Linked DNA regions of Homo sapiens: region 2 is linked to region 1. A link is a loop called in an ENCODE intact Hi-C map of the cell type or tissue named here. Cell type or tissue: CD14-positive monocyte. All regions are shown on one strand. Links, peaks and the distances in the headings refer to the core of each region. The heading gives the core; the rest is flanking DNA.

The links. A loop is a pair of places that touch in the nucleus more often than their neighbours do. Peaks named below come from ENCODE experiments on the same cell type or tissue, not always from the same donor. Only the 100,000 strongest peaks of a DNase experiment are listed, where the experiment ranks them.
Region 2: it touches region 1 in a loop (5-fold over the local background); 51 of 110 quality-filtered maps call a loop at or near these places.

What each region holds. Positions count from the first base shown.
Region 1 is chr7:139,759,253-139,775,551 of GRCh38, reverse strand. The region is part of intron 1 of HIPK2 (homeodomain interacting protein kinase 2); the gene reads left to right. Among named protein-coding and RNA genes, the nearest start is that of HIPK2, 11 kb to the left of the region's middle. RefSeq lists an enhancer at 1,601-1,780. In CD14-positive monocyte, for the core only: no CTCF peak of the experiment used is centred there; DNase peaks (open chromatin) are centred at 991, 2,521, 3,951, 7,881 and 2 weaker places; H3K4me3 peaks cover 1,881 bases; H3K27ac peaks cover 4,402 bases.
Region 2 is chr7:139,718,752-139,735,050 of GRCh38, reverse strand. All of the region lies in intron 1 of HIPK2 (homeodomain interacting protein kinase 2), which reads left to right. Among named protein-coding and RNA genes, the nearest start is that of HIPK2, 51 kb to the left of the region's middle. RefSeq lists a silencer at 13,927-14,221. In CD14-positive monocyte, for the core only: a CTCF peak has its summit at 14,271 (motif pointing left); DNase peaks (open chromatin) are centred at 8,450, 8,760, 9,020, 11,450 and 5 weaker places; H3K4me3 peaks cover 4,890 bases; H3K27ac peaks cover 7,829 bases.

The DNA of each region.
Region 1 (16,299 bases), core at 620-8,619:
CTTCATTGTTCCTGCGCTGTGCACCCTTTTATTCCGGATGTTTATCTGTGCACCTTTATAATTATTTTTCTAATCTTCCTCCCCATCCCACCTCAACTGGCCCACATCAGTCTGCCAAAAGCCCAGATCTGGGTGTTTTTGAAAGAGATTGTTGGACATGCTCTAAAACAGACAGGTGACTTCTAGAATCAAGGATTAGGTTGCTAGGACCCGCATTCACTCACTGTGATGAGTGTGCCAAGACTCTGATGACCTCCTTTCTCCTGCCGTGGTGACATCCTCTGGGTTCAGGAAACCTGATTTTTCCCCTGTCTCAATCAGAGCACATGGACTCCCTGTGTGCATGCTAAACGAGCAGAGCTTTTCCTGTAGATTTCTATAAGAAGAGGGATTCCTTGTGGGTTTTGAGCTCCTAAAGAGTGTGCATGATTCTTCTCAGGAAAAGTATAACGACACGAGAGGGAATTGTTTCAATGGGGTGCTGCTGCACCAAGTTGGAATACCAGGTGAAGGCCCAGATACATTAATGGAGCGTTCTGAACCGCCAGAGATTTAGACAGAAATGCTGTTTTTGAAACAAGGGGTATTTGATAATACCAATTAATGGGTGGCAAAGAGAATCAGTCTTCCAGGGCTTGCTTGAAGGATAGGTTTATAAATAGCATGTTAGTTTTTGGTGGTTTGGAACTGAACTTCTTATAAAAAGGTTTATTTTCTTTAGAAGGTTAAACATTTGCCTTGTGATTGTATTTCCTCCATCAACTTGCTTTGCGAGGCTTTTTCAATATCTAGTGCAAAGGCCAACCACCAAGGTCTCTATTATGGGTTCTGAATGAGAGGAGCCTAAATTCCAAGTTATTTATGTTTTCCTCTCCCTGAGATATGCTGTGTTGATTACTATTGGCTTATGTAAAGGAACACTTCACAGACTTCCAAAAACTGTCTGCTGCAATTCATCATCAGATGGACCTGAAGATGCCTATCTACCAAGCTGTCTACCAAGAAATGAGATTCTGAATCATCTTGGGTTAGCAGAGTTTGATGACACATGCCCTAAAATATCTGTTCCTGTGTTTAGGTTTTATATTTTAAAAATGAGTAAGTATAAATGTTGCTTTTCTTCTCGCCACATTTGAGTAGTGAGTAAGGTGCCTTAATTTTATCCTTGATTTCAGACAATGTGCTATGATACTTGAATCAGAGAAACCTGAGTTTGAATCTAGTGATACGACTTTGGGCTTTATTGGACTGTGCAGGAACTCCATTAGAAACTAGTGCACGTAAAGTCCCTGGCTGTAGTAGGCATCTTCTCAGAGTGTGTTAAATCCCTCTATCTTCTGAGATGCTTACAGACATGATGACTCCAGGGAAAGAATAACCCACAAATAGTTTCGAAAACCAATAATAGCAACATTTCAATTATTAATCTCCTGCGATTCCCTTTCCAGTTTGGGCACCAGCAACAATAAACCCCCTATAGCCATAGAAGAAAGAACCTTCTTTTTACTCCCTCTGTGACCTTTCCAGATTCTTTATTTGCATTGAGCTTCTGCTGGTTTCAGGTAGAGAATTTCTCTTCTATAGTGGCACTTTCTGTGCTACTTGAAAAATGTGGAAATAAACTGCTGGGGCAGAGTTTCAGGGGCTGCAGCTGTGCCTCTTGGAAAGTATCCCCAAGTATGAAAGATAACCTTTGCCGTTAACCAAGATCCATTCCTAAACAAGGCAGCAGGCTGGGCAAGGGAGCACCCAGAGGTGGTTCACCAAGAGCCTCCTCCAAGGGGAGGCTCCTCGCCCACCACAAGCCAGGGTCTGCCTCACCATGCATTAAACATCATTTTCCTACAAAAGACAATTTGGTGCTTTCTGTAAGTTACAGGGGCTCAGATTCTTTGTATTTTATGTTTTATATTTCTTCATCTCTCTCTCTCTCCCTTCCTCCCATAGAGACCAGTCTTGGGGAACCACCTTTGAGGTTTGTGTGGAGCAAAGTAGTGATGATCAAGAGGGTGTGATATGTGAGCATTTCTTATTGTTCTCTGAACGTGTAATTCGCCTGTGCTTTCTGGTAGTCTTATTGATGACAATTCAAGGACTTTGGGTTGGTGTCAAAGACGGGCTTCAGAATAATGGCAGTAGACTTTATATAACCACCGATGGGATGTGAACTTGAAAGGCCCAAACTCGCAAGAGTTCCATTTCATATAGCTATTCTCTTTTGGGGGAAAAAAGAAAAGAAAAACCTACAGTATAGGCAGATCTTTATTTTTCCTATAAAAGAAACCCAGATGCTTGAGGGTCACGGTGATCACTGTGACTTAGGCCATATTGACTTTGTGCTGTGCACCGCCCTGCGCCCTTCACCCACATGAACTCAAATGTTCCACCTCTTGACAGACGAGGGCCCATCTTTAACGCATTCATTCAGCAAACATTTATGCAGGACCTGCTGTGTGTCAGGCCCTGTGGCAGGTTCTGGGTTTGTCGAAATGACAAAATCTTAATCCCTGTCCCTGACTTTACAGGGTGGGGGAAGTGAAAGAAGCATAGACTCACTAGACCATGGGTCTGATTCAAGATGGAATTTTTTCTTCTCCTTTTTTTTTTTAGTGGCAGTTCATACTTCTAACATGCCTATGCTTTCTTCAGCTAGAATGGGAAGACTTGGGTAGGCACAGTGGCTCACACCTGTAATCCCAGCACTTTGGAAGGCTGAGGCGGGTGGATCAGGAGTTCGAGACCAACCTGGCTAACATGGCGAAACCCCATCTCTACTAAAAATACAAAAAAAAAAAAAAATAGCTGGGCGTGGTGGTGGTGCCTGTAATCCCAGCTACTTGGGAGGCTGAGGCAGGAGAATTGCTTGAACCCAGGAGGCGGAGGTTGCAGTCAGCTGAGATTGTGCCATTGCACTCCAGCCTGGGCAATGGAGCGAGAGTCTTTCTCAATAAATAAATAAAGAGTGGGAAGACCCCATTTTCCTATCTCTCTTGAAGTGTTTTCTTTACGTAGACTCAAAAAAGTGTTTCTGAGTGTAGAAAATACTCATTACAAGCTTTCTTAGAAATGTCCATAAATATTACTGTCTGTAACTTGCAGAAGATCCTGTCTTCTTCTATTTGTTACTTAAATTTTATATCCTTGCCAATGCAAATACGTTTCTTATTTGCACAAGTTCTCAGAGACTTTCGTTTCTGATATTTGGTGTGTCGTAGGCTTTGTTGCGAGTGGACTCTTGCATCATATGTGGCTGTTGGAGAATTGATTCCCAGCCTTTTCGCCTGGCTGAGACCTTGTATTCCAGGTAGTTGTGTGGCACTTGGTGGTGGGGATATAGATCGGGCTGTCACTCCGAAGCATTCAGTGGCTACTTACCCAGAGCAGATCATTCAGGGAATTGTGGAAAAAGAAAAGCCTGACCTAGCTTCAGGGGCATAGAGCCCCAGAGCAGAAGACCTTGACACAGATATAGTTCACCCCCGTCTTCAGGAAGGTGAATGTCTGTGACTTGAAATTGTCAGTTCATTATTTATTTAATTATTTTTTCCAGGAAAGGGCAGTTGGAACTCCCTGAGTGACCAATTCCAGTATTCTATTAACCTGATTGTCAAGAAATTCCTGGGCCTGGCTGAAATCTCGCCTGCTGTCATTCAAACTTGTTTTCTTTTACTCAATTCCTTTCTCTAAAACCTTTCATATACTTAAAGATAATAACTGGGTCTCTTTAGCTTTTTCCTCACAGAGCCGGTTTTGTGTCACTGAAAGCATCTCCTTTCTCTCTTCTGAACTCTCTCTAGTTTCTCCCTATTTAAAAAAATGGTGGCAGTTAAAACTGAATACAGCTCTTTAATAATGTTCTCATTAGTACCGCATATAAGAGAAAAACGACTTCAGGGTTCTTGCATCATCGTGAACCCCTGGAGGGCAGGAACCATGTCTGATTCATCTTTGTCCCCTACAATAGCCGTGCAGTTCCTTAAACCTAGTAGGCGCTTCATAAATATTTCTGGAATTGACTGTTCCTTTTAATGCATCTAAGTTATAACTTACGCAGCCCTGGATTGGTGACTCATCTGTAGCTCGCATTCATTTCGGCCGTCTTTATTTTTCTTGTACTTGTATCTGGCATCCCTCACCCCAACAAAGCCACCTTCTGCTTGACTCCACTGATCACTTTGCATTTCACCCCTCAACTTCCAACTCTTTAGAATCTTGCTTAATTATCTCCCGTAGATCTGACAAACAGAATGCAGAGGCCATAAGTATAAAAACTTGAACTACACTTGAAAGAAGAGCAAGCACACAGAAGAATCTTGATGATTCAGAGCAGTGTCAGGTCATCCTCATTTAGAAGGGACCGTTTGTCAAATTCGTTATAGATTCTGAGTCAGCTAAAGCCATACCTGTTTTACTAGGTTCTCCAAGGTGAGTGAGCTAGGTGTTTATGAGAGTGGTTACAAGTCAGACTTTCAGAGGGTAGTCCTCCCTCTCTTTGGTTTAAAGCCAATGGAAAAGGCAAAAGATGTAATGAACGACATCACTGCAGGTTGTGTTTTTTCTGACAGATATCTTTGCCCTTAGAAAGCAAGCTAGTAAAATCATTGCCAAAAAAGAAAAGGCAGAAAACCTTTGAAACTCCAAAATATCTTTGTGGTTTTATAGCTACTTATTTCTGAATACAGCATTGAACAAATTTGTAATGTTTTTGACAGTAGTCTGTTTTAACAATTCTTGCCTAAGTACTTTTGCCTTAGTAGGTTCTGATCAATTAAATGCCACTGTGTTTAAGCAGAATTAAGATTGATCAATTCTTCTGCATGTGTTAATGCTGTCGACTCTATAAAAACCTTTGTCACAAAAAGAATGCAGCCTAATATGTGAGTGGACAAGGGTATTTTTCCTCCAGGTGGTTCTGTCCATCCGCAGTGAGAGATCACCATAGAACCTTCCATGACATTGACTACGAAAGCACTTCTGGCTTCACACAGTCACAGATTTGCATCTTGAAGAACAAAGGGTTTGTTTGTGTATTTTTACCATTTTCCTTCACACTAATATTTCCCTGTTGATTCAACCTATGGAATCGTTATTCCCAAGTAAAATCATTCGTCCAAGGGCTTATGATAAGAAGCCAGCTCTATACAATATAGAACTTATAGTTTCATAGCATTAAGGAAGCAAATTTTAATGGTGTTTGTGCCTGGATTTCTGTTAAAAGTCACAGGGTTATAATGCCGAGGTTGTGAGTATTAAATTAAAAAATTTTAAAAAGTCACAGGGCAGGGAGATTTGGAAAACTCCAGCTTATTGCCGATTGTGGAAATGTGTTCTTTTAAAATTTGTTTATTTTGTATCTAATGAAAGATTTATAGGGCTCTGACAAAAACCAGCATGTACGTTTTTGAAACTGTACAGAAAGACAGCAAGTTACACCTTCCTGAATTCTGTGTCACGGCATCTACTCACCAGAATCTGAGCGGATAGCAGGGACTTCTGGAGGATAGTAAGTGTCAGGGGAACTCGTGACAGGGAGAAGGAGCACCAAGAGAGAATGCACACGTGCTTTCGGCCTTTTCCCCTGAACCACTCACCTCTGCAGCTCCAGCACAGTGTCATTACTATTATTCATTAAGTGTGACCTGTACCATCAGGAAAAGATTCATCAGTTTCATTATGTTCTGTTAACTGAGCCTGGGAGGTTCTCTAATGTATTACAGAAATGCTTCCACTAGTCAGTGGTTAAAGAAATTCTTTCATTTGCTTGTTACAGTGATGTACTCCAAAGAGGATTTAAGGCTGCTTAAATGGTTAAGTTTCTGGTAGAGAGGGAAATTAATTTATGTAGATCAATTTTGTGGATAGCTTCTTTCCAAGGATGTCGGATAAATGAGGTATTCCTATAGAAAGAGACAACAGCAATAGGCAAAGCTCTGGTGTTGGCTTAACAAGGTGAATAAGCAGAGTGCATAATGGAATTCATTTGCAAAGTAATTTTTGCTTGGCTGGAGTGGTAAGCACAAAATAGACTAGCAGATGAGAATGGTAAGTGTTTGGGATCAGTTGTTAAAAGGTTTAAAAGGGGTTCTAATTCAAGTGACATTTTGTGGTGTGGAGAAGGGGACCGATATTATCAGAATGATACTTGAACAAGGTAATTTTTACTGGCCTGGGTATAATAGAAGGAACCAGACAGCCAGGGGTGGGCCATGCTGGTAGGCCTTGTGGTGCGGTGGAAGGCACTGCGGCCGTGGAGATGGAGGTGGGCCATGCTGGGAGGCCTTGTGGTGCGGTGGAAGGCACTGCGGCCGTGGAGTTGGGGCAGGGCTGCTGTTGGGGTGGTGCAGGAGAACACGCATCGAGCACTTGTCGGCTTGCCTGGTCCAGAGGTTCAATAAATGTTGGTTTCTTTTTGCTTTCCTCCCCACACCTTATGGCAGTGATCTAGGATCAGGAAAACTTGCTGGGATTGGCAATACCATGATGTTCTGTTTTTCTAAAGAATCTCTTTTTGTAGGCTCACTCGCATTTCACAGAATCTGACTGGGTCATAGTATAACCCTGGTGGGGTCTTCATGCGTTATTATTCAGTCTTTGACACATGAGAATCTGAGGCCAGAGCAATGAAGAGGCTGTTCCAATGTTATGTGTGCTGGGGGAGCAGAGCTAGGGCTCTTCCTCTCCCTTCCCCTGTAGCAGTGTGCACAGAAGCCCCAGAACACTCCAGAATGCCGAGTGGAGCTTTGCTAGGCTGCACTGCCAGGTGGGGCTCCAGGTATAGTGGTTCCTACCAGGCTGTCAGAGCCACTTCCTTTTTCCCCAGAGGCATACGGAAGCTCCTGAGTTCTGGTTCTCGTGGTCCCCTTGCAGCCCACAGTGCTACACTGAGCCCCTCCTGCAGGGAGTGTTTCCCTCTGTCCCAAGGAAAGCAAGGCCACAGTGCCCTCAGTGGTTCCTTGTGTTTCCCTGAGAAAGTTCACAGCTTGTCACCATGAGCTACTTAATAACAACAACAACAAAAATCACAGGAGAGAAGTCAGTACGATCATGATGAGTTTCACAGAACCTCAAAGCACTTTTAAGTCATTAAGCAGCTTTAAAAAAAAAACTGATTTCCCAAGGTACAGTTTAAAGTCATTTTATCTCTTTGACATCACCAAAACTTGAGCCCTGCCTCTTGTCTCCAGGCATGACAGTCTGACCTCAGATAGGGTCCTGTTGTAGTCTCTGTCTGGGGCTACTCCCCACCTGCCTGGGAAGCATTTCAGTCCAGATGAGCAGCATTTGAAATTAGTTGAACACTCAGACTTTCACGGTTATAAGACACAAACTAGGGAGTGAGCTTGCCCTGACATTTGTGGGTCTTGGGTCAAGAGTGTGAAGCGAGGCCCCCAGTCTGCCATCCACCCAATTCTCTCTCTCTACTCCTGGTCTGTGTGTCCAAGCTGCGACCACTCCCACCTCCGCTTGGAACTGGGGTGCCTCTTGCCCACCTTCCAGGTCTACATGTACACCCACAGGCCCTGGGAAAGGGCCTGGAAGCAGGCATGAAGCCTTTTGGGCAGGGAATCTCATGGCCCCAGGGACCCAGAGCCTGGTCTTGAAGAAGAGGGTGGGTGCTCAGCCTATGAATGGGCACAGCCCATGTTGGGAGGGGTGAGCTTGGGCCTTGACCCAATGAGGTTCAGGGCTTGAGCCCTTGTTGCCCTGTCCTAAAGGCAGTACTGATAAGGGGACACCTTGCTTCAAAAACTGAAGCAACAAAGGCAACTTGAAATGTTTCCTGTTTATATGGCTGGTGGTTGCATTTCTGCATCCTCTGCTCTCCTTTTCCTCCTCAACCTTGGTCTCATACATATGATTGCTTCCTAAAGCAAAGCTGATGAAACTGACCCATTTCCTGTTGCTTGCCAAAGTAGTTCAGTAACCAGTATGTTCCTTCTGCTGGTGAAACCTGACAGAGAACCTGGTAATTCTGACAGCTGTTATGTTTTGTGGGTTTCAGCCACTGACTTCCATGGCCTCTCCTACCATCCTTCTTTGATGGCGTCTCTGCTCTCTGCTTCCACCTATTTATTTTTTCCCACTTGTCTACCCACAGAGCCAGGCTCCCTTACCTACCTGTTTATTCTTTGACTGTGTGTTCCTTGAGCGTGTATTTGCCTTGTTTTACTTGTAGGTGTGAAGGTCTAAGTGGATGTACACACAGAACCTTCTTTGGGGTGTATTTGTGTAAGGGACTGTCTGGAAGAAGTGGTTCTTCAACCTTTTTGCCCTTCAGTTCTCTGGAGGGCTTGTTACAACAGATTGCTGGGTTTCACCCCCAGAGTCTCTAATTCAGTAGGTCTGTGGTAGGCTTGAGCATTTGCATTTCCAGTTGAGGACCATTGTTTTGGAAGAGTACATTCAGAACAAAAAGTCAGAAATATTTAGAATCAGATGGTGGTTGTTTTGGTGAAAGCTTTTCTTGGATGTGAGAGAGTCAGGGACCTGGCCTTAGCATTCTTCGCAATTCTACTGCCTTTTGTGGCTGTGACTTCCAGAAGCCATAGGCACATGCAGATCCAGCCTCCGACTTCCTCTCCTCTCACCTGCCTTCACATCTTCTCAGGGAAGGTCACAAAGTGCAGGAGCCACTTTCTCTTGTTCATTCAGAGCCAGCTGGTCTGTGTAGTTCATCCAGTTTGGTCTTGGGGCCCCAGAATAAAATGGGCCAAATATCATCCTCACAATAGTAATACACTATTATTAACTAATATTTAAGAGCTCTATGATTTTCTCCATTTACAGAAGAGGAAATTGAGGCTTAGAGATATGAAATAATGTATGCAAGGACTCATAACAAGTAATTGGTAGAGCCAGAGTTTGAACCTCAGTCCACTTGTCGCCAGCGCATGCCCTTATCTTCACTGGCAGGCCACCCTGCTTCTTGCAGGTAAGTTAGAGTGATCCATGCCATGTGCAAGACTGACTCCGGTAAGAAGGATCTGGGATCCTCCTTGGAAAAGAGGCAATCAAGCTGGAGACCGAAGGTGCTAACACAGATTTCTGTGACACTCTTGTTCCATTTGTCCTGTTCATCAAACAGGGTCAAGTGAGGTGGTGAATGTACAGCACTTGGACCTGTGGCTGGCATGTAGGAATGTGGTAGAGGGCAGCCAAGCCATGAGTCCCCTTTGAGAGCAAAACATATCAAATATTCAGGAATACTCTTACTGAGACCTCTAAGGAAAAACATGTTATGGGAAGATGATCATAACAGCTAATACCGCACACTTGCTATTGCCAGTTCTGCACTAAGATTTTACATGTGTGAATTCATTGAATCCCTGTAGTAACACTCAAAAGAGGTTCCACTTCCACAGTGTTACACAGAGGCACAGGCAGGTGAGGCAGCTCCTGAGTGCAGAGATGGGATCGACTCCAGGCAGTCTGAGTCCAGAGCTGACTCCTGACCACCAGCTGCACAGTAGAGACTCTTCCTCATCCCTCCTAGATGAGAGAGGGCAACTTGTAAATACATTGGTTCTTCTCCAAGTATCAATGGTCTTTGTTTTCATCAAAATCTGGATAAGTATTTTAAAACTTGAGAGACCAATTTCTGTTGCTTTTCTTGAAAGATAAGGTGGTAGGACATAGGTTAGGCATGGACCATAAGAGTGGTGAAGGGGTTAGCTCTATCCAGTGTCAAACCATAATGCTTCAAATCTGGGACAAAATTTGACAGACCCATCCATGGGGCAGAAGGGGGGAGGCAGATTTCAGGTTCCATAGTCTGTGAGCATTTAACAGAAGATGGAGGAGGTGCTGTGAGGCCATGGGGAAAGGAAGGCTGATTACCTGAATGGGAATGGGACTATATGAGAGCAATCTGAAAAATCTCAGTGGGTATCATCACCTCACATCATTACACCAATGTAAATTCTGCCTGATTAAAATGTGAGGTTTGACAAAAATATGTTCAAAATACATTCAGTGTTCTGGGGACTCTCCTAGGTGCCAAGTGTACAGCATTGAGCAAAACAGATAAAATTCCTGCCCTGAAGCAGCTTGCGTTTTAGCAGATAAAGACAAACGTTCCACTTTTTTACAAAGCTTTTTACAAAAGCTTGAAGGAAATGGAAGTGGATATTTATTAAACCTCTGGAGGAGTTGAAATTTCTAAGATTAGAAGCTGTAGATGAACTCACAGAGGAAAATATTATTAGTCTTGTCAGCATAAACATTCCCCAAATGTTAAGGTTATTTACTATCATGAGTTATTCCTCAGTGTAATTCTATGTAACATTGAGGTTTGTCTAGATGTTAGGATAGGTCCTCCAAAGTAGATATACTAGGTCAAGGGATTTGAACATCTGTTGGGTTCTAGATACATCACCAGGTTAATTTCCTTGCCAAAGTTTAATTTTTTTTTTTTTTGAGACAGAGTCTCGCTCTGTCATCTAGACTGGAGTGTAGTGGCATGATCTCAGCTCACTGCAACCTCTGCCTCCTGGGTTCAAGAGATTCTCCTGCCTCAACTTCCTGATTAGCTGGGATTACAAGCACCCGCCACCATGCCCGGCTAATTTTTGTATTTTTAGTAGAGACAGCCTTTCACCATGTTGGCCAGGCTGGTCTCAAATTCCTGACTTCAGGTGATCCACCTGCCTCAGCCTCCCAAAGTGCTGGGATTACAGGCGTGAGCCACCACACCAAGCCTAAAGTATAATACTTTTATATTAAACAAATCAAACCACCAAGATGAAAAATTGAGTTAACCCACCTGTTTGTCTGGGTGCTGCTCTCAGGCCTGGGCCCTGCTGTCATTCTACCCCTCTCGCCAGGTGACATATCATTCCCAGGTTTTCAATGCTCCCTCTATCTGTTAGGGACTCCTAAAGTTGTATCTTTACCTAGACTTCTTTTTTCAGCTCCAGAGTCATAAAGCCATCAAGCTACTGGACCTCTCTCTTTGGATATCTCATCCTTAACACATTCAAAGGAAACATCTTGGTCAACCCCCTGAAATATACTGCTGTTCTGGAATTCTTTATTTCCATAAATGGCACCTTCTGTCACCCAGTAGTTCACATCAGAAACCCAGAGTCATCCTTGACTTTGTTTTACTTAACATTTAACCCATCACCAAATTGTATTGATTTTTGCCTCCCAGGTGTAGCCATTCTCATCATTCGCCATAGCTGTGTTCTCTAAAGTCGCCAGGAACACTGAATTAGTGAATACTGAATCATTACTCCTAAGGGAGATACAGAGTTAGGTTCCTGTGAGCCTCTGGTCATATTTCCATTGACTGATCAATACGTAGTATCAGTTTCGTTGGTGTAATAATGTTGTATGTTGGTAGATGTTGTACGTTGGTATAGCATTACATATGTTGGTGTGATGATGTTTTATGTGTGTTTCTGTTTAAACATATATCTTAGCATATAGTTTTGATTAACATCAAACTCATGCCCAACAGCACTATAACTCATGCCTGAACGAGCTTATCTAACACATGCGTTTCTCATAAGGCACATCACAGTCTTCTTGTGCTTAGGAGCACTAAGCAGCACTTTAGCACTGTGCTTGGGGACCATTTAAACAGCAAAATCACCAACAAAACACACCAAAATGCAAAAAAAATGTGGCACTATATAGACAGTTGAAAGGGTACTTGTTTATAGTATAAGAGCTGAAACAGGAAGGCAGAGTGTCACCATTGTGGAGCTCAGCTGGGAATGTGTGTGTTGACCAGCGCAACTTTTTTGCTGCTCTGCGCATGCGCAGGCATGACCAAAAGTGCTCTGAGTATTGACTTTGGGGTTACAAACACCTTTTAGTGAGTAGGTGAATTTGCAAATGTGGAATCCAGGAATAATGACGACAGACTGTTTATCGTGAAGCCATCCATTTCTGTCTCCACTGCCATCCCTTGTCTGGGGGTTGGCAAACTTTTTCTGTAAAGGTCCACGTGGTGCATATTTGAGGCTTTGCAGGCCATCTGGTCTCTGCCGCCGTTACTGAAGTTGTAGAGTGAAAGCTGCACAGACAATACATACACGAGTCACGTGGTGGGAGGGGCGTGTGGGGGGGGGGGCGTGTTCCGGCAAAATCTTACTCCTAAAAGCAGACTTGGGTTTGAATTTGGTGTCCAGTCTGTAGTTTGGATCCCTGTAGCTAGCCTAAGCCACCATAATGTCTCATCTGGACTGGCTTCCTGACTTGTCCCTCCATGCCTGTTCTTGACCTTCCCCAGCCAGTTTCCCATAGTGATATTAAGTGCACATTAGATTCTGTCACTGCCGTACTTCAGATGTCCAACTGCTTTCCATCACACTTGGAAGAAAATCCTGAATCCTGAACAGCATGGATCACAGCACAGTCCCGGCTTGCTTCTCTGATCTCCCTGGACACCAGTCTTCCCCTCTGTTTGCCCCATCCTGGCCTCTTTCAGTTCTGTGACTGTTCCCAGCTGTTTCCTGCTTCAGCACCCTTTCCCACACAACAGTCTTCCCTTCCTGGAATGTTCTCCTGCCTGGCAGCCTGGTTAATTCATGCTCACTCTGTGGTCACACCTCAAATGTCACTTCCTCCAGGAGGCTTTCCCTGATCCTCCAGTGTAAATCATATTCCCCTCTTCTCATCTCAGAGCACCCTCTTCTTTTCCTTCATGACACTTAACAATTTTCATGAACCCACTTATTTGGGCATATTTGTTTTCCACCTGCCTTCCCCATTAGGCTGCAAGCTCCATGAAGATAGAAACCCATCTGTGGTTGTCTCTGTGTTCTCTACCCCGTTACCATCACGCACATTATAGACACTTCTGAAAACTTGGCAAATCAGTGAATGATTGTACAACATGCTTTTGTTCATACAGATTTTTGTATGAAACTGCAATCGAGGAAATTGCCACCCTTTTAGAGTGTATAGTATATCTTCAAAAATTGACAGTGATGATTAAAAGCAAAAGACATCTTGATAGGTGAGTTTGTAAATGGGTGTGCACGTGTATCCGTATTGTCAAAGGGTGATTCTGAGACAGACACTCTGCGAACAGGTATATCTGGTGTGAAGTTTTCTCCCTGGGACTTGAGTGCTGCATTCAATCCTGCTGGTCTCACTTTTCCCCTAGAGCTTTGGAACTTTGCTGGTAACATTTTCACATGAGGAAGTGGAGGTAAAGTTTGCTTGAGGAGGCATTTCAGCACCCCTCTTAAAAATTGACTTTGCTCTTGTTTCTTCTCTCAAACCATCACCTCATCTCTCTTAGACTTTGTCGGTGCTAGTTGTTGTTCTTTCTACAGTGTTGCCACCATCTGGGGAAGAAATCTTTGATTTGTCAGAGAATCATCTAAGCAATGAAGTTCCAACTTGGGGGTTGTTCCCAAGTCATTCCAGGAATCCTCCATGCCACTGATGGACAGGCCACTTAGCATATTTTAGAAAGGTAACAGATCATTTCTAAGATGACCTTCTGTAGATTACTAGTGAAACCTAAAGCCTTATGTAACTGCTTTTTTATGTATTTAGTACAGAAATAACATTTTCTAATTAAAGGAAATTAGAAAATAAAGGCAAGCAAAACACTCCACATACACACAGTTAGTCTCTCTCTCTCTCTCTCTCTGTCTCTGTCCAGAAATGACCACTGTTACATCTCTTAGGTCTTTTTGTATGCATAGATGTGTGCACATTTTTTTAACCAAAATGATGTATTACTGTTTTATTATCTGATTTTTTTGGATGACAGTCTCCAACTTTGTATTTCAATAAAGTTCATCTCGTTTAATACCTTGTTTCTATTCCGATTTCCATAACTGGCCCTCAAATACCCTTCAAGGCTGGTTTGTCGAAATCACCATCTAATCGAGTATCGTGCCCTATGTCTGGTTGTAACTTCCTTTTAGTCTCTTAATCCAGCACAGTCTCTTATTGAAGCAGCAGACCAGTTGCTGGTCTTGCCTCCAGAACCTCTGACCTGCTAGAGTGTGAGGTTGCTTCTTTATGGTTAGGCTTATTTCTCCATCCTCTGATTTCCTGTATGGAAAAGCTTGCAGGATTCAAGTTGTTTTTGACTAGATCTCACCAGAGCTAATTCAGTGTGCTTCACTCACTGTTACTAAAAAGGCCCACTACTGGGGATGCTGAGATTGACCCCTGGTCTAGGGCTGTGACAGCCTGAACCCACCATCGTCCAGTTACACTTTCCCCCTAGAGACCAGCAAGTGACTTGTGTGGTATAACTTTGCATACAAATCGTTTACTTAATGGTTTTGTACCCAGTGGTCATTCTTGCCTGAACCATACCTTCCTTGGGTTTTGGGAAATGTTTCTGTAATTCTTTCATTTCTTCTATAAAGTAGAGCTTTCCTGTACTGCCTGGGGCCGTCTGGTTACCCTGACACATGGTTCCCACTGGAAAGGCAGGATCTGTGCTAATGCTTTCCCTTTCCCCATTAACTTTCACAGTAAGGAGTTTAATAACCACTTCACGTAGTAACACGTGGTTTTTTTCTGTCTTTCTAACATTATACATTCATGGATTTTTATTGATCTGGTGTGTTCTAATCATTACTCTTTTGTTACAACTTTTAGGCAGTGAGACCCCTTCAGCTAGGTCCTGTGACCTTTTGACAGAACTTCTATAATCTTGAAAATCTGTGTTCATTCATGGCACAAATGCCCCAAGCTCATCTTGTACTTTTCAGTGGTATGGGACAATGGTATTAGAGAGTACAATCAGGGTATTGGGGGTGGTTATTGGTGCAGAGGTGACTTGTTTCTAGAGAACTTCAGTGGACAAAGCTGGAAAATATATACTGTTAAAATTTAAGAGTTCAGGTGGACATGTCCAGTTTAGTTTTAAAATCCTTATGCTTTCACTTTCCTTAGTAATTATTTTAACTCCCTTTTTCTGGTATGGAAAAATCTTTATTTTTTCTTTAACCTATAAATGTAAAGAATGTAGTTTCGAAATACCAATATTTATATTATTACCAATATGGAACTACAGAGGAAAGTTTAATACTTCTTTGTAATTTTTGTTTTGTTCTTAAAATGCATTCCACTAAGGGTATGTATTAAAAATACTGTGTTCTAAAATTCCTAAAAATAAATTCTTCCTCAGAGAGCATGTCACCCAGTTTGATGTATGGTTAGGCTCATATCATTCAGTTTCTTTTCAGTTTAGGACATTTTGAATGGAGCTTTTTTAAGATGGGTAATGCATTACGTGGCTGAAGGGTCAAAACTATGTAGATGTGGGCCGGGTGCGGTGGCTCACGCCTGTAATCCCAGCACTTTGGGAGGCCGAGGTGGGCGGATGATGAGGTCAGGAGATTGAGACCATCCTGGCTAACATGGTGAAACACCGTCTCTACTAAAAAATACAAAAAAATTAGCTGGGCGTGGTGGCGGGTGCCTGTAGTCCCAGCTACTCGGGAGGCTGAGGCAGGAGAATGGCGTGAACCTGGGAGGTGGAGCTTGCAGTGAGTCAAGATCACGCCACTGCACTCCAGCCTGGGCGACAGAGCAAGACTCTGTCTCAGAAAAAAAAAAAAACAACTAGGTAGATGTTTAATCTAGATGATGGGTATGTGAAAAATTGTTAAATCATTCTCTCTACATTTCTTTTGATATTGGAAAGTTAAAATAATTAAACAATATAGAGAAGTATACACAATGAAGTCTTAACCTGTGAACTTTGTTTTTTTTCTTTTTTATTATTTCTGTTTTGCAGATGAGCCCTATGCACTTTGTTCCCTCGTAGATAACCATTTTTCTTAGTATCTCGCTTAACCCTTGCGTCTTTCATTTTTAGAGGTTCTAGTGTGTGTATGGGTGTGTTCTTATTCCCTTACACAAAGGATAACATAACACATACAGTCTGTTGTTCTACGTCTTAACTTTTTTCTCTTAATAATACATTCTGGAACTCTGCATATTTGTACATAGAGATTATCTTCAGTCTTTTTTATAACCTTAGAGTACTCCATTTTGTTGATGTGTGATGATGGCACAACAACATAATCTTGGATTGTGTCTAATCCTCTGTCTTTTCAAATCACCTGTAATAGATAACCTTGTAGACATGTCATTTAATACTTTTGTAGGTGCATCTGTGAAATGAAATCCTAGAAATGGGATTATATAGTCAAGGGACAGATACATCTGTCATTTTTAAAAGTTATTGACAAATTCTTCCTGTAGGGTTTATACCGTATTCTACTCATGCAAGCAGTATGTGAAAGTGCCTGTTTCCCTAGAACATCACCCATGGAATCTGTTGTCAAACTTTTGGATTTTTGCTGGTAG
Region 2 (16,299 bases), core at 7,719-15,718, 48 kb after region 1:
CAATTATCTTTGTAACATCATCTCTCTTTATTTAGGTATGACATATCATAGTTATACCAAGTTGGTAGATATTCTCATTAATTACATTTTACGTCATTTTGGAGTCACAAATCATACGGCTTGTCAAATCCTGGTTTTGTAATTTTTGAGGGTTCCTTCATTTAGGATCTGCAGATCTCTATTTATAAATTAGTACAGCATAACACTCCTATGAGGGAAATGATAAATGTGTGTGCCTTGATTCTAGAAATCACAATCTAAAACACCATACAAGTTAGGAGTCCACAGTAGTGTGTATTTGGCCATTAATGAATCAGTGGTCCCCTGGGTGTGTGAGCCATGCTATTTTTAAAACCATTGCTGACTTCAGTGATAAAGAGAGTACAGAATGTGCCTTCCCAGGCTTGTGAGCTTACCATGAATAATACCCATGGTTATCATGATGTCAGAACTTAAATATTCTTTACCAAGAGCACAACCGTGGCGTCATGGAGCATGGGAATGCATTTAGGGGGCAGGGTGTGGAAAGTCCATTTTTCCCAGAGAAAACATCAGCCCAGGGTAAAAGCTGATTCTCCCATGGGGGCACTTAGGCCTGTATGCAGCAGTGCCAGACTCCTGTAGGGCATCTTCCAATTTTAGTCACCAGAGAGTGATTTGCGTCAAAGTTTGCAAACCAAACCAGAGCATTTGTCACTGAAGATCCCGTGCCTTCCACTTGTTCAGAAAAGTTATTAGGTGGGGGATTAGTACGTGCACACTTGAAATCACTAACACTGGTGGTGATGAGAGTAGTTTCATCATTTGACACATTGATCTCCTGAAGCATTCTCCTGGGGAATGGAAGTGATGCTAAAACATGGAAGAAAGGGACTGAACTATTTCGGAATTTTAACGTTGTCTTTAAAAACGTGTGCTCTGGTTTTGCTAGGTGAGCATGCTGTGCCTCACAATAGAATTACACTAAACCACGTTAATTGTGACTCATTAGGGATGGCAGCATTAACGAATATTCCAGCACTGGTTAGGATGGCCTAAGTTGTACAGCAGTAACAAACAACAGAGGTTTGCTTCACACTTGCGCCACATCTTGGGTCAGCTGGGGTCTCTGCTCTTTGTTACCCTCTTTCACTGACCAGGCAAAGGAGCTGCTCCTCCCCAGACCATGGTTGGTTACCGTAATATAAGGGAAAGAGGAGTCACACACTGGCCGGAAAGGCTTTTGCCTGAGAATGCTACTTCTTGCGTACTTCTTATTGTCCAAGGTGGATCATTTGGCCAAGACTAATTCTAAGTTACATGGCTTAGCTTACCTGAATTACAGCACAGCTTTTCAAAGTAATGGGTGCAAGACAACGTATTAGGATACAGAAGAAAATTTGAATATGTATATTTTATCTCACTTTATCCTTTAAATTTTTCTATATTTGTGTTTTTGGTTAACAATACTGTATTGGAAAGTAAAACATAGATTATTTTTAATTATAAAAATCACATATATCAGGAGTGTTCTCTTTTCCCCTGATTAAGTGCTTAATCAAAAAAGTTGAGATCATTGTTTATACAGTAGATACAAATCTGCAATAAGCATATTGTACATAGAAACTGGGTCTCAGTTATGACCAAGGATAGTGCTTTTGGTTAAAATGTTACATGGAAAAGAGATGCAGAAGCTTTGAAAGTAAATTCTATTCTGTGTTAGCTAGGCCTCTGGGAGCTAGCTGACCACCCTCCCCTCAGTTTTCACTAAACGCTTGTTTAGGACTGTATTAGTCCATTCTTGCATTGCTATAAAGAAATACCTGAGTCTGGGTAATTTATAAAGAAAAGAGGTTTAATTGGCTTCTGGTTCTGCAGGCTGTACAAGAAGCATGATGCTAGCATCTGCTCAGTTTCTGGGGAGGCCTCAGGAAACTTACAGTCATGGTGGAAGGTGAAGGAGGAGCCAGCCTTTCACATGGCCAGAGCAGGAGCAAGAGAGAGTGAGGGGGGAGGTGCCACACACTTTTAAGCCACCAGATCTCACAAGAAAACTCACTCCCGTTGCAAGGACAGTACCAAGATGAATGGTGCTAAACCATTCTTGAGAAACCACCCGCATGATCCAGTCACCTCCCACCAGGCCCCACCTCCAACACTGGGGATTACAATTTAAGATTTGGGTGGGGACACTGATCCAAACCATATCAGGGACTCACTATTTTATACACACACACACACACACACACACATATATATATAATATGTTATATATATTATATGTTATATAATGTCATATATAATATATGTTATATATAGTTATATATATATATGTTCATTTACTCCTCACAAGGACCCTATGAAATATGATTACTGTCTCCACTTTAGAGATGAGGGGATTGAGGCAGAAAGGGGTTAAGTAACTTGCTGAGATCACAGAGCTAGAAAGGGCAGCACTGGCATCTGACCTAGTTGTTGAGAATGCAGAAACAATCTGAAAATTAGCTCTTGGAATACAGACCCCTATGAAGATAGGGATGGCCTACATCACCAAATGCCATCCTGTCTGTTTTAAAGCAAGACATAGGAGAGCTATCAGACATCTTAGATGTACGTGGGGAAGGCGCCCCGCTACAAGAACCAGTATTATCTGAGTGGGCACCTCCTCCCAGCACTGGGTGTAAGTGGCTCCGTGCCATGGAGTTGTTGGGTAATAACGCCAGGACTGGCTTGATGACAGTGACTCACAGTAGAAAAATGTCCTTGCAACAGACCAAAGAACCCACTTTAATTTGCACAGCTTAGAATGGGCCACTGGTTGCCCTGCCAAGGGATCCCTGTACCAGCTGATTTTCATATCCACAAACACACACACAAAAGCACCTATTTAAATATTGCAAATAATACCACATTGCATTTTTATTATGCTTTATAGTTTACAAAGCACATTACAATGCTACTTTATTATTCTTAGTGTGCTCCAATATAATTTCACTTGCCTTCTCTTTTCTCACCTTTTTCTCATCTTTAGTTTCTTTTTCCTTTTCCTCTCAGCATCCGTGCCAACTTTCCCCACACTCCAGCTTTCTTCCTTTCGTTTCTTCCTGCTCTTCCCTCTCCCTGCGAGTTGTGGAGGTGGTACCTTTCCCGAAGTGATCCCTAATTGAGTTTAGTCAGGTGTCAGTTAAAGGCAACTGAGGGGAATGAAACAATTCTCCAAGGAACAAAACAGTTGTAACATGGAGCTCCTGTTGTAAATAGCAGTTGCTATTTAAATCAAGTAAGAAGGATGGATTATTGTGCTTTAAGAAGGGGATGAAATGAATCCTGTATTTAAAGAGAGCCTGGGGGAAAGGGTTATCTGCATCTCACATCCCCGGCATCACTGTGTCTGCAAAACATCTTTCACAAAGTTTTCTTTGCAGTTAGAGAACAGCCTGTGAGAGAAATGCTCAAAGAAATACATAAACATGAGTACAAGGGGTGTGCAAACAGGTGTTGCACTGAGCGCAGAACCCATTTGGCGGCCCTTTGTCCTGGTTCCTTTGTATAACTCAGCAAGAAGTTGAGGTTTAGAAAAGGCAGGTTTGAGGAAGTGCCGTCTGTGGCCTCTTAACTGTGGACGTCACTGATGAGAACAGATCGAACTTTAGATGCCTTCCTTAGAAATTTTGTTGTTTTGAAGTCAAACCTCAATCACAATGAACAAATATATTTGCATAAGGAGAGGAGGTGTATAGTGCCCTGGCAGGAATTAAGACTAAAACGTGGGAGTAAAGCTGTAGATGCTTCTGTTGCTTTTTAACCAAGAGGCCACAGACACAGGCCGGGAGGCTGAGAGGGCAACCTGCCATTTGGCCAGCGTCACTTTGCGATTGTTATAAATACTTTATCATAGCTTGAGTACAGACATGCCTTTTCAATGAAATACATCCTGACTTATTTTGCAGAGGGTACTAGTTTCATAGGGTGACTGTAACAAATTAACACAAACTATTAATAGGTGGCCTAAAACAACAGAAATGTCTTCTCTCACAGTTTTGGAGGAGTTGGCAGGGCCACGTTCCCTCGAAGACTCCAGGTAAATCCCCTTCTTGCCTTCTCTCGGCTTCTGATGGCTCCCAACAATGCTGGGCATCCCTTGGGTTACAGCTGCATTGCTCCAGTCTCTGCCTCTGTCGATGTGTGGCCCGCACTCTGTGTGTATGTCTGTGTCTCCTCTTACAAGGACACCAGTCATATGGGATTACGGCTCACCTTAATGAATTTATTGTAACTTGATTACCTCTGAAAAGACCCCATTTCCAAAAAAGATCACATTCACAGGTACTGGGGGTTAGGACTTAACATATCTTTTGGGAGGACACATAGTAATAGAATCTACACAGTTTTTAGTTTAAATGAAAATTAGGGCCAGGTGCGATGGCTCATGCCTATAATCCTAGCACTTTGGGAAGCCAAGGCAGGTGGATCACCAGAGGTCAGGAGTTTGAGACCAGCCTGGCCAACATGGTGAAACCCCATCTCTACTAAAAATACAAAAATTAGCCGGGCATGTTGGCTCATGCCTGTAATCCCCACTACTCGGGAGGCTGAGGCAGGAGAATTGCTTGAACCTGGGAGGTGGAGGTTGCAGTGAGCCGAGATCTCACCACTGCACTCCAGCCTGGGCGACAGAGTGAGACTTTGTCTCCAAAAAAAAAAAAAGAGAGAAAAAATTGCAGTGACATGGTAACAAGAACACCAAAATGGGAAAGAATAGAGTAGATTTCCAGTTCTGATTCTGTGTGCCACAAACATTTCTGAAGTAGAACCTGAGGTAGCTCAAAAAGGCACCTCAGCTGTGGACTGGGCCGGAAATGGGTGTTTGGCTAGTAAAACGCATCATTTTACTTTACCAACATAGTACCAGACATTTAAGGCTAACAAATTCACTCTTGCTCAGAAGAGAAAAAGCCTACCAGATTTTTAGTCTTGATTTAGACTTTACCAAACATTTCTAAAGGATAGGAAAAGTCCATCTGAGGCTTACCTTCCGTTGCCAGGCACACACCTGGCCTCCTCAGTATCTGCTGCAGGTCTGGTTTACTTGTCTCTTGAGGTGGTCAGTGAGGATTTTGAACCAGTAGTGAATGGAGGGACATTGGTATGTCATGTTAGGAAGTGGCTGAAAAATTCAGGGAAGGTGCTTTCTTTCGTAAAGGTTTGTGATTCAAACACCTGAAAACTGGTACTGCTGAAACTTTAACCGTCCTTATTTAGAACATTTCAGGGACAAGGTAAGCAGCCTTCTAGATCTTTGAAAAAATGTGGATTTAAATGGAATTCCTCTGGGTTGAAACCAGAAGTACAGCTGATTTTGTTTTCATAGTTTGTGGGTGTTTGCCTTTTTCATCCCACCACGTTTATTTAAAAGGTTGTCTTCTTGAGATCCTCCATTGGAAAGAAAATGCAGTGTTGAAAAACAGAACAATGTGGATGGCAGGTGAGAGAGGGCACACGAGGAAGAACCAAGCCGGGGCTCCTCCTCGATGCTGAGGGGCATGAAGAGGGGTGGCCTGAACTTGGCCGCCCACTGCCAGCCACTCTTGAGGTGGCTTTTGGGGCCTACTTAGGTTCTGCCTCAGACACACACAGAATCAAAACTGGAAACCTAGTTTTTGTGTTATTAATAAGCCACTCCCAATTCTCTCTCTCTCTCTCTCTCTCTCTCTCTCTCTCTCTCTCTCTCTCTCTCTCTCTCTCTCAGAGACAGGGTCTACTCTGTCACCCAGGCTGGAATGCAGTGTTGCAATCACAGCTTGCTGCAACCTCTACCTCCCAGCTTCAAGTGATCCTCCCACCTCAGCCTCCCGAATAGCTGGGACTATGGGTGTGCACCACCACACCTGGCTAATTTTTTTTGTTTTTTGTAGAGACAGGATTTCACCATGTTGCCCAGGTTGGTCTTGAACTTCTGGGCTCAAGCAGTCCACCCATCGCGGCCTCCCAAAGCATTGGAATTACAGGTGTGAGCCACTGAACCTGGCTCCAATTCTCTTTTATACCAAAGTGACTACAGTTGCTCCTCAGTAGATTGAGAGATACATTCCTATATGGCCTTTTTCAGAAGCGTTGTAACATCAACTCATGCAGAGCTTAATTTAAAGTAGATAGTATGCTTTTACTTGTTTCCAGCTATGATATTAGACTAATTGAAATGAACTTATAGGTCCTTTAAGGTAAGATATAGAGAAAGCACAAAGTGAAATGTCTTATCTCCAAGAAGGGAAAACCGAAGAGACTTCTTTTGGAATATGGTAATTATTTAACCTGAGAAAATTATACTTTAGTAAAATGCTTTTGGTTTCCTTAAAACTATTGTTATGGGTTGAATTGTGTTTCCCCCCTGCCAAATTCATATCTTAAATTCCTAACCTTCCATATCTCAGAATGTGACTTTATTTGGAGGTAGGGACTTTATAGAAGGAATCAGGTTAAAGTGAGGTCATCAGGGTGGGCCCTAACCCAATACAACTGATGTCCTTATTAAAAGGGAAATTTGGACACAGATACACACAGAGGGAAGATGATGTGAAGAGACACACAGAGAAGACAGTCATCAGTGAGCCAAGGAGGGAGGCCTAGAACAGACCCTTCCCTTCCAGCCCTCAGAAGGAACCAGCCCTGCTGACACCTTGGTCTTGGACTCCAGCTTCTTGAACTGTGAGACAGCGTCTGCTGTTTAGGCTGCCCAGTCAGTGGTGCTTTGGTACCCCAACCCTGGCAGATTCATATGCTATGTTTAGAAAGTGGTGTTTTGTGTTTTTCTAAATAAGGTTCTTAACCCAGCCAGGCACAGTGGCTCACACCTGTAATCCCAGCACCTTGAGAGTGTGAGGCAGGAGGATCGCTTGAGCCCAGGAGTTCGAGACCAGCCTGGACAACATAGGGAGACCCCGTCTCTATAAAAAAATAAAAATAAATTAGGCAGGCATGATGGCGCACACCTGTAATCCCAGCTACTTGGGAGACTGAGGTGGGAGGATCTCTTGAGCCCAGAAAGTTGAGCCTACAATGAGCTATGATTGCACCACTCTACTCCAGCCTGGGTGACAGTGAGACCCTGTCTCAAAAAAAAAAAAAAAAAAAAAAAATTAGCCAATGCCACTCTTGTTTCAAAAAGGATTCTTTGAATTGTTTTATTTTCTTTTCATTGATCCCATCAGTTTCCTGGAGAAAGAAGCTGAAAAAGCGTTTGTGTCTTATCAGTGTTTGCTTCAGCACTGGATTGGATTGGGAATTTTCAGATTGCTTATGAGCTCTTGACACCATGTCCTGTAGATAAACAATTATGGGTTGTCTGTACTCACCCACTGCAGGGCAAGGCTGGCTCACCCACAGTGGTTGATGGCTTCATTCAAAGCAGTATAGCAGAGTTACCAAAAGGAGTTATTTGGGGCCAAGTTAGCAGCTTGCAGAAAGAGAATTAAGTCTGAACATGTAACTCTGACAAATAATGAGTCAATAAGTAGATAGATGTGTGGAGAATTTGCAAATGTTAGGAAAAGGATGTTTTCTCAATCAAAGAAACACAGCCTATGGTAGCATTTGCAGATTCAAGGCAGATGACATAAAAGATTTTGAACGTTCTTAAGAGAACCACATTTCTTGGAAGAGCAGGAGGCGTGACATGGTGCATTTGGTTCTCTTCCCAGGAGAGCACCCTTCTTTCCCTGCTCCTGACCCTGTGGGAAAAGAGGGCTATTGGCTCATTCCCAGCCAGGCTCTGCCACTCTTTCTCTGTTTTCATTCTCCTGGATCAATCCCTTAATTGTGTTTATCATCATTTCATCCTTGATGTTTCCCTGTGACTCATATTGTCCTCCTCATACTATTTGACAATGTCTCTGCCCCCGAGGATTACTTGATTTGCCATCTGCTCTACTTTCTACAGCATTTCTCCTGGGAAACAGCTTTACCCACGGGGACTCCATTTCCACCGAGGTGTTGATGACAGCCTTCAGGTCCACATCTCCACCCATGACCTTGCGCCCATTCCCTAACCTGGCTTTTTTCTTGTTGCATATAGAACATTTCCTCTTTGTTGTTACTAATGCCTAAAACAAAATCTGCCCCAAACCAAGCCCTTCTAGCTGGCCTGTGCTCTTACCGTCAGCAGCACCATTCTCTTAGTCCCTTTGGGGCATGAACCTTTGATTTAGATCTTTTTCCCATTTGCTATTTCTCATTCTGGCCTTCTGGTCTTTTGGCTGTGTCCCTCTGTCTTTGGCCTTACCCATGAACTAGTTCAGGGTCACCTTGCTCTCTTCCCCTTCCAGTTAATCCCATGCAGGCCCAGCCCATCCTATTGATTTCCATTCCCTTTTCAAAGTGGGTGATCGTCATTCACAATTCAACCTAGCAAGTAGGAACTGGGTGCTGGTTAGGAAAGACCATTAGCTCCTGACACTTCAGTAAATTAAGCAATTTCTTGCCTCAGAGTTTCAGTATGAATAGCTGAACACTGGACATTTCAACGTAGATATCCCGTTAGTGCTCATAATTCAACATGTTGAAAACAGATTCTATTCTCCCCTCCCCCAACACTTCAACTCCACTTCCCATCTTCCTTCTCACTCGTGGAGCCCCACTCCTTCTGGCACCCCAAATGTGTTCTAGTCCCCTCTTTCCTTTGCTCTCACATCTCATCTGTCAGCATGTCTCACCTTTTCTCCTCTGCAGAGTTTTATATTTCTGCTGCTTCCTGTTTTCTCAGGCAGTTCCTTAGTCCGGGTCCCCCTTACCCCTCTGGACCAGCTTTCCCATTGGCTGAGCACTTGCCCAAGCTCCCTTAGCCCGGCTCTTCTTACTCAAGGCCACTTCTCTGCACTGACCCCCTATGCATCAGATAAGCAGTGGTTACCTCTTTAAATAGGTAAATGTATTTTATTTTAATCATTTCTTATGGTTATATTTCTCAGATGTCATAACCAGAAGACACAGAAATGAGAGATGACTCAGGGTCATTGTTGTTGACATCCACTATTTTATCAGGTGACGTATAGTCAGGTGCGTCCTGTAGTTTCAGTCTGTCTTCCTTCACTTATCAGCCCTCATTTTTCCTTTGGCTGGTGTGGGACTCATCTCGTTGTTTGGTGATTGTAGTCTGAGAACCTAAAGAATGAAGAAGTTTGGCTGGTGGCATGGATTTGGGAGTCAGGCAGACCTCAGTTCAAATCCCAGCCCTGCTAGCAGAGGCGAAGTGACTTTGGACAAATTATAGCTCCATTTACTCATCTCTAAAACAGGGAAACACTGTAGTTTTGTTGTATCGAGCAAACACCTGGAGTCTGACATATAGAGAGCAAAGGCAATCAGGACAGTCACCTACCACTTGTTGATGTGTTAGATGGCAGCCAGTGAGAGAGAAGGCGAAAGGAGAAATTAGATGAGCAGCTCTCATGGTTGGGCTTCCCCCCAGCTCTCTGAGTATTTAGAAATTACTTCTAGAAGATAGAAGTTATCAGAAGATGACAATTCTGGATAACTAGGTAGTTGTATACACAGTGCATACTGGTGGTTATTTATTGCTTTAGCATTTGTTATTGTATTGCCACTATGCAAACGCACCTCAGTTGTCTCCAAGCAAAGCCTGAGCTTTCTAGTACAGAGACCGCAGTGCTGGCCGCTCCCGCCATGAGTCTCACTCTCCTGATGGACTGAAGTACACTCTGTTTGCAGGATTTGGAGCACTAGCCTTCTGCCCCATCTTTCTAATTGCAGCTTGAGTCTTAGTTCTGCTGTGAAACTTTGCCTGACCACAATGCATAGTGACTCCTGCCTCTAAACTTCTAGTGTTTACTTTGGCAAGTTGTTTATGTTGCCTTAGAATTACCAGCTGTCCTTTTTAATTTGCATTGTACTTGGCAATCCCCATGAGATTCTAAGCTCCTTTAGGTCGGTGACGATGTCTTAGATGTCTTTGTGTTTCCTGTTGTGCTCAACCCTAATCTTTTTTTATGTAGAGGACCCTTAATACAGACTTGATGATTGATTTTATTTCATGTTTTTTGTTTTTTTCAAATGCCCAGTGCTGCAATCAGTAGTATTGTTATTGTCATTATTGACAAAAGAATTCTGTATGGCTGCATAGTATTCCATGGTGTATATGTGCCACATTTTCTTAATCCAGTCTATCATTGTTGGACATTTGGGTTGGTTCCAAGTCTTTGCTATTGTGAATAGTGCTGCAAGATGAAATTGGAAATCATCATTCTCAGTAGACTATCGCAAGGACAAAAAACCAAACACCGCATGTTCTCACTCATAGATGGGAATTGAACAGTGAGAACACATGGACACAGGAAGGGGAACATCACACTCTGGGGACTGTTGTGGGGTGGGGGGAGGGGGTAGGGATAGCATTAGGAGATATACCTAATGCTAAATGACGAGTTAATGGGTGCAGCACACCAGCATGGCACATGTATACATATGTAACTAACCTGCACATTGTGCACATGTACCCTAAAACTTAAAGTATAATAATAATAAAAAAAAAGAATTCTGTAGAGCTTGTGGTTGATCCTAAGCTGTGCTCTGGTGGAATATACTATATATTTAACATTGCACAACTAGTGGGTAAACAGACATTGATTGAAAATGGTATAAAAGCCCCAGGGACATTCAGTATACACTGTTTTGGAAATGTATCATTTAGAATGGGCTAACCTGAAATTATCTGTGTACTCCTTGTGAAATATAAACTTAATAAGCAGGATTATTAAAACTTTATGAATATTATTTAGTATGTCAATGAAGGAAACTTTCCAAGTACTTTTTGACCCCCTGAGGTATTAGATCACCATGTCATCCAGGGTTCTCAGGGGTTATACAGATTAACCCTTTCTAGGTGTTTAAAAATGTCCATTTAGATGCATATTTCCAACATTCATATATTTTTGACATATTCTATAATTTTGTTATGTCTTATGTGCATAATCTATATTAGACAGATATGGCATTTCATTAAATATGAGAATTAATCCTTCCTTTGAGTTCTTTATTATGAAAAAAAAAAAAAAAGATCTGTAGCATCTATTAAGTACTCATTATTCAGCCAGAGCTTGTGTCCAGAAGATTTTAGGAAGTAAGGAAGTTAGTACCTCTTAAAATCAGGTGTTCATGATTCCATTCTCTTGAATAATATAACTGGATTCTGAGCGGTAATCTGTTTTACATCTGCCAAACCCAAATTAAATATTACATACCGATAAAATTGGTGCCACTATTTTAGAGATCACCTCCCTGGGAATCAGGGCTTGAGCTTTGCTAGAATTCAGTGAAATTGAATTCAATTTATTTTTTTTTATTGTAGTTGAACCCTCACTCATCCTTGTAGTCTGATCTTCCAGTAGATAATTTATTTAGGGGTGGTGAAATGGAAAGGAAATGTTACTCAGATATGAAGCAACTTTTCAGTTCATCTAATTGTGAAATATAAAGTTATGAAGAAACTAAGTAAATAGTGGGGGGAAAATATGCTAAATGAGCCAGTCCCTTAACAAATGTCATTTTTTAAAAAACTGTGTGAGTTGGCTGGGTGCAGTGGCTCACGCCTGTAATCCCAGCACTTTGGGAAGCCGAGGCAGGTGGATCACCTGAGGTCAAGAGTTCGAGACCAGCCTGGCCAACATGCTGAAACCCCATCTCTACTAAAAATACAAATATTAGCTGGGCGTGGTGGCGCACGTCTATAATCCCAGCTACTTGGGAGGCTGAGGCAGGAGATTCGCTTGAACTCGAGAGGCAGAGGTTGTGGTGAGCCAAGATTGCAGCATTGCACTCCAGCCTGGGTGACAAGAGTGAAACTCTGTCTCAAAAAAAAAAAAAAAAGAAGAAAGAAAAAAACCGTAACTGTGTGAGTTAAGACTTCAAGAAATCATGAAGATTTTTAGATATTCTTATTATTACATTATTTGTAGCCCCAGACCAATGAATTTCTCATTAAACCATTAAGACAAAGAGAAACCAAAAGGTGCATAGAATTACATAGGTTTGAAGCCGGGCATGGTGTTATGCTCCTATAGTCCTAGCTACTTGGGAAGCTGAGGCAGGAGAATCATGTGAGCCCAGGAGTTCGAGGCTGCAATGAGCTATGATTGCACCACTGCACTCCAACCTGGGCAACAGAGAGTGAGATCCTGTCCCAAAAAAAAAAAAGAATTTAGATCTAGGTTTGAACTTCTGGGGTCAGGGTCTGATTTTTTTCACTTATCACAGAAGCTTAAACCCATCACATGACTTCCCAGTTTTCAAAGTAGGACCTTTGTGAGAATGAAAGTAGGGAGGGTGCTCTGAATAATTGAATTGGCCTAACAGGGTAAGCATACGTCCAACCGGCAGTAGGACGTATGCTTACCCTGTCCATAAAACATCTGTCCTGGAGCCTGCTGTGTACTTAGTACTCAAGATTTTAAAACCTGGAGACTCATAAGTGTTTTAAGAATCCTGAGGAATAGCAGATGAAGTCAAGTCTAGCATTTTATAGACATAAATGGCATCTATAATTAAGGCTAGAAGGCAGATGTTTTAAAAATAGTATTTTGAAATGCAGACTTGCATACATGCTTTTTATAAATGCAAAATGAGAATTTCAATAAAGTAACTAAAAGAAGGGTCAGAACCCTCATTGCCTTTAGCATATCAAAGTGCACCCTAAGTCTGGGTAACCTGGATTTGTTTCGGCATGAGAGACTTTGTCAGCTTTATGGTAATAAGGAATAATGTCTTACAAATAGTGGACTTTAATTCTTCTAACTATAGCATATATTTTAATGTCAGTTTTATAGGTGCTATTTTTCATTTGTCATATGCAATGAAGAGTTTATTATATATAGTTGTGTAATAGAAGTTGTTTTAAATTTTAATAAATTTGTTCTTCAGTGCTTTTTACTTATCACTTCTGTAGCAACCACATGAACTCGTGTCTGTGTAATTAACAAGCATGTAAGAACCCCATGCATATCTGAGATTCAGTGTTTATGACTTCAGCCTGTTTATGAGACAGAGTGGTATGGTAATAGGCATGCTACTTGTTAAAAGCTTTAGTTCTAGGTTATGGTGACTCCCTGTCCTTTAGTGAATGAAAATGTGGCCATTTTGACAGGTTTTATCTTGGGAGGCCACTAAGGCTTTTGTGGAAAAGTCTGGGTCAGGTCATTCCTGTAGGAGCAGGTGTGGTTATGGCAGATTTATCCTACCGTGACCTCCTGGGTTCCTCTTACTGCTCCCCATGGGCTCGAAACTTGCCCTCCCAAGTCCAGTAGTCCCCCTGGTCTCTCACCTAGAAGGAGTAAAATCCGCCTTCTCTTTCAAGAGCCAACTAGGAAGTGCAGAGATAACTTAAAAAGCAGTTGAGATTTTGCCATTGGATCAAACTGACAATGTGCATTAAGCCTCTGTTTTTCCTGAAAAGGATATTGACAAATGAGGCGGGAAGTAGCCTTGACTAGTCCAGAGGTCAATACAGAAAGAAATGAGAGGAGACATTTAGCTTTTACTTTCAAGTGGAAAAAAACATTGAGTCCCCCTCTGCACCCCCACTTTATTGTCCCTCACTTTAGGATCTGAATAAATAGAGAAGTAATACGTTGTGGGCTCAACTCTCTGAAAGCTAAACTAATAGGGAAGGTTTGTTCCAGAGAAATACTCTCAAGGAGAAATGTTTGGAAATAAGTGTGTTGCCATAAGATTATTTTAAGATTAAGCTACAAAACCACCAGCAGTGTCTTATTCCTTATGAAGGTATTTCAGGGATTTAAAAAAGTATTACTGTTAAAGACTTTAACTATATCTTGTTGGAGCATTTTGCTGCCTGAAGCAAAGTGGCCTCTGCTACAGAACAAAGGTAACACGTCTGCACTGAGCGTTGGGTCCAGTCATTGGAATAGCGGCTGTTGACTTCATAAAGGGGCAGCAGGGGCCACACCAGGCCAGGCCGGAGTCTGAGGCAGCCGGCTGTGGTGCAGGGTGTTTCCAGCCATGTAGGCCTCCTGTCTGATCCTGGGCATCTGTCATCAGAGGCAGCCAGTGATGATTTCCACAATTTTATGACCCTTGGCTGTCATCCCAATAACAAATAAGTCATAAGCCACCCTCTTCCCCTCTGTAAAATTCCACTTCTGCACCGTGGACGGCCTTTCCACCAAGATCTTTTTGAAACAGTGAAAACAGAGACTAGCACCTCACCTTCTTTATGTATGAACAGCGTATTTCTGCTGTCGCTCTCTCTGACCGCCCCCTTCCGGGTACTTAAAGACTGAAAAATAAGCAGCAGGCTTGACACGAAAGGATGAAGGAAATGGCTGTTTTGCTTTGACTCTTCAGTGGCTAAGTTACTGAAAGCCAAGTAATTGGTCATTTCTATATTGTATACAACATCTAGAACAATATGGATATTCACTTGATACTGATAAATAGGGAATAGCCATATTCTGTGTTGTTCTAGAATAAGGGGGATGTTGACTTAGAATAAGGGGGATGTTGACTTGAACAAAAAGAACAGTGGGAAGAAACGGGTGAAGTACGGATTCTGAATAAGCAAGCCAGAATAGTCTTGTCAGGCACGAGGATTCCTACAGACGTGCAGTCACAGTGCGTAGATGGAGGTCGGAGCTCAGGATTGAAGCAAGAAGGGAACACCCTCCAGCAGATCCATGGGCCCAGGGTGGAGGTGGGGCTCCAATCAGGTGCTGGATGTTAGCAGAACTGCCCCTAGGAAGTCAGAGCTGAAGTCAGATGGTACATATGGTAAGTGCTGTAGGAACAGTGAGTTGGGAATGATCACTGGGTTAGAGTGGTCTGGAAAGAGAAGGAATCTAAGCTGGCTGGTCTTTGGATAAGTTGAGAAAAGCAGCAAAGGCATGCCAGGTAAAGGAATAGTGTAAGAGTGTGAAGATAGGAAGTATAAGAGACATTCTAGAAACAGCGAATAGACCAGCTTCATTCAAGTTAAGGACCCAGGAAGGTTAGTAGAGCTGGAGCTAACAAGGTAGTTGGAATCAACATGTAAATGTATCGAGTTCTCAGCTTTATCTCCTTGACAGTAAGGAGCCAGTGGAAGTTTGGAGAGGGGAGTGGCATGCTCAGAGATGTTTTAGGAAGATTAATCTGGTAGCCAAATATAGGCAAATTAAAGGGAGACAGAGTGCTCAGGTAGATGAGATGTCTAGATTTGCTTTAGTCCTTCTAGAAAGTGATAAATACATTCACTGTGGAAGTGGCAGCAACAGCAGAAATAAAGAATTGGATGCAAGAGATGTTTTGAAGGAAGGAGAAATTAATAAGGCTTAGCACCTTCTTGTCTATGAATGTAAAGAAGAACCATCATAGTTCATAGTTTTGGAGCCAAGTGACTAGAACAGTCATGGAGATGTTAGGATAGAGGGTGAGATGGCTAGATTTTTAGGAAAAAATAAGGGGTTCAGCTTTGGAAGCGCATCTTTGACATTGTAGCAGGAGGCTGCAATATATCACTGTAACCTCTGAGGGAGAGCCCAGCCTGTGATAAACATGTGGGGGTCACCTACACAGAGGTGACGGCTTAAACTGCTTGAATGGATGATAGCTGCCAGAGAGAACAGAGTCAAAACGGTGGAAATGCCAACATTTGAAAGGAGGAAGAGGGCTGGGTGCGGTGGCTCACACCTGTAATACCAGCACTTTGGGAGGCTGAGGGGAGTGGATCACTTGAGATCAGGAGTTTGAGGCCAGCCTGGCCAACATGAAACCCCGTCTCTACTAAAAATATGAAAATTAGCTGGGCGTGGTGGCGCACACCTGTAGTCCCAGCTACTCAGGAGGCGGAGGTTGCAGTGAGCCGAGATAGCACCACTGCACTCCAGTCTGGGCGACAGAGCAAGACTCTGTCTCAAAAAATAATAATAATAAAATAAAGGAGGAAGAGGAACCACCCGAGCACACAGTGTGCAATCAGACACGGGATGGGGAGATTACAGATTCACTGAAGTCCAGAGAAGAGCATCAAGAAGGAAGTCGTGGTCAGCAGTATCAGATGTTGCAGAGGTTAAGAAGAACGGGCTGAAACAAGGCCATTGGATTAGGCAATTAGGAAGTCATTTACCTTCAAGAACAGGAGCCTATAGTGCATTAACGAGTTGGGGGAGATGGATTAAGATGTGGGCATTGAAGAAAAGGGAGCATAAACCATTGATCACAGGTGAGAGGAGGGAAAGAATTAAGAGGGGGGAATGCGGCTGTTACTCCTTTTGCCTTCCATGTTGGGAGTTTGTGTGTGCACGCACATGAAGGCAGAAG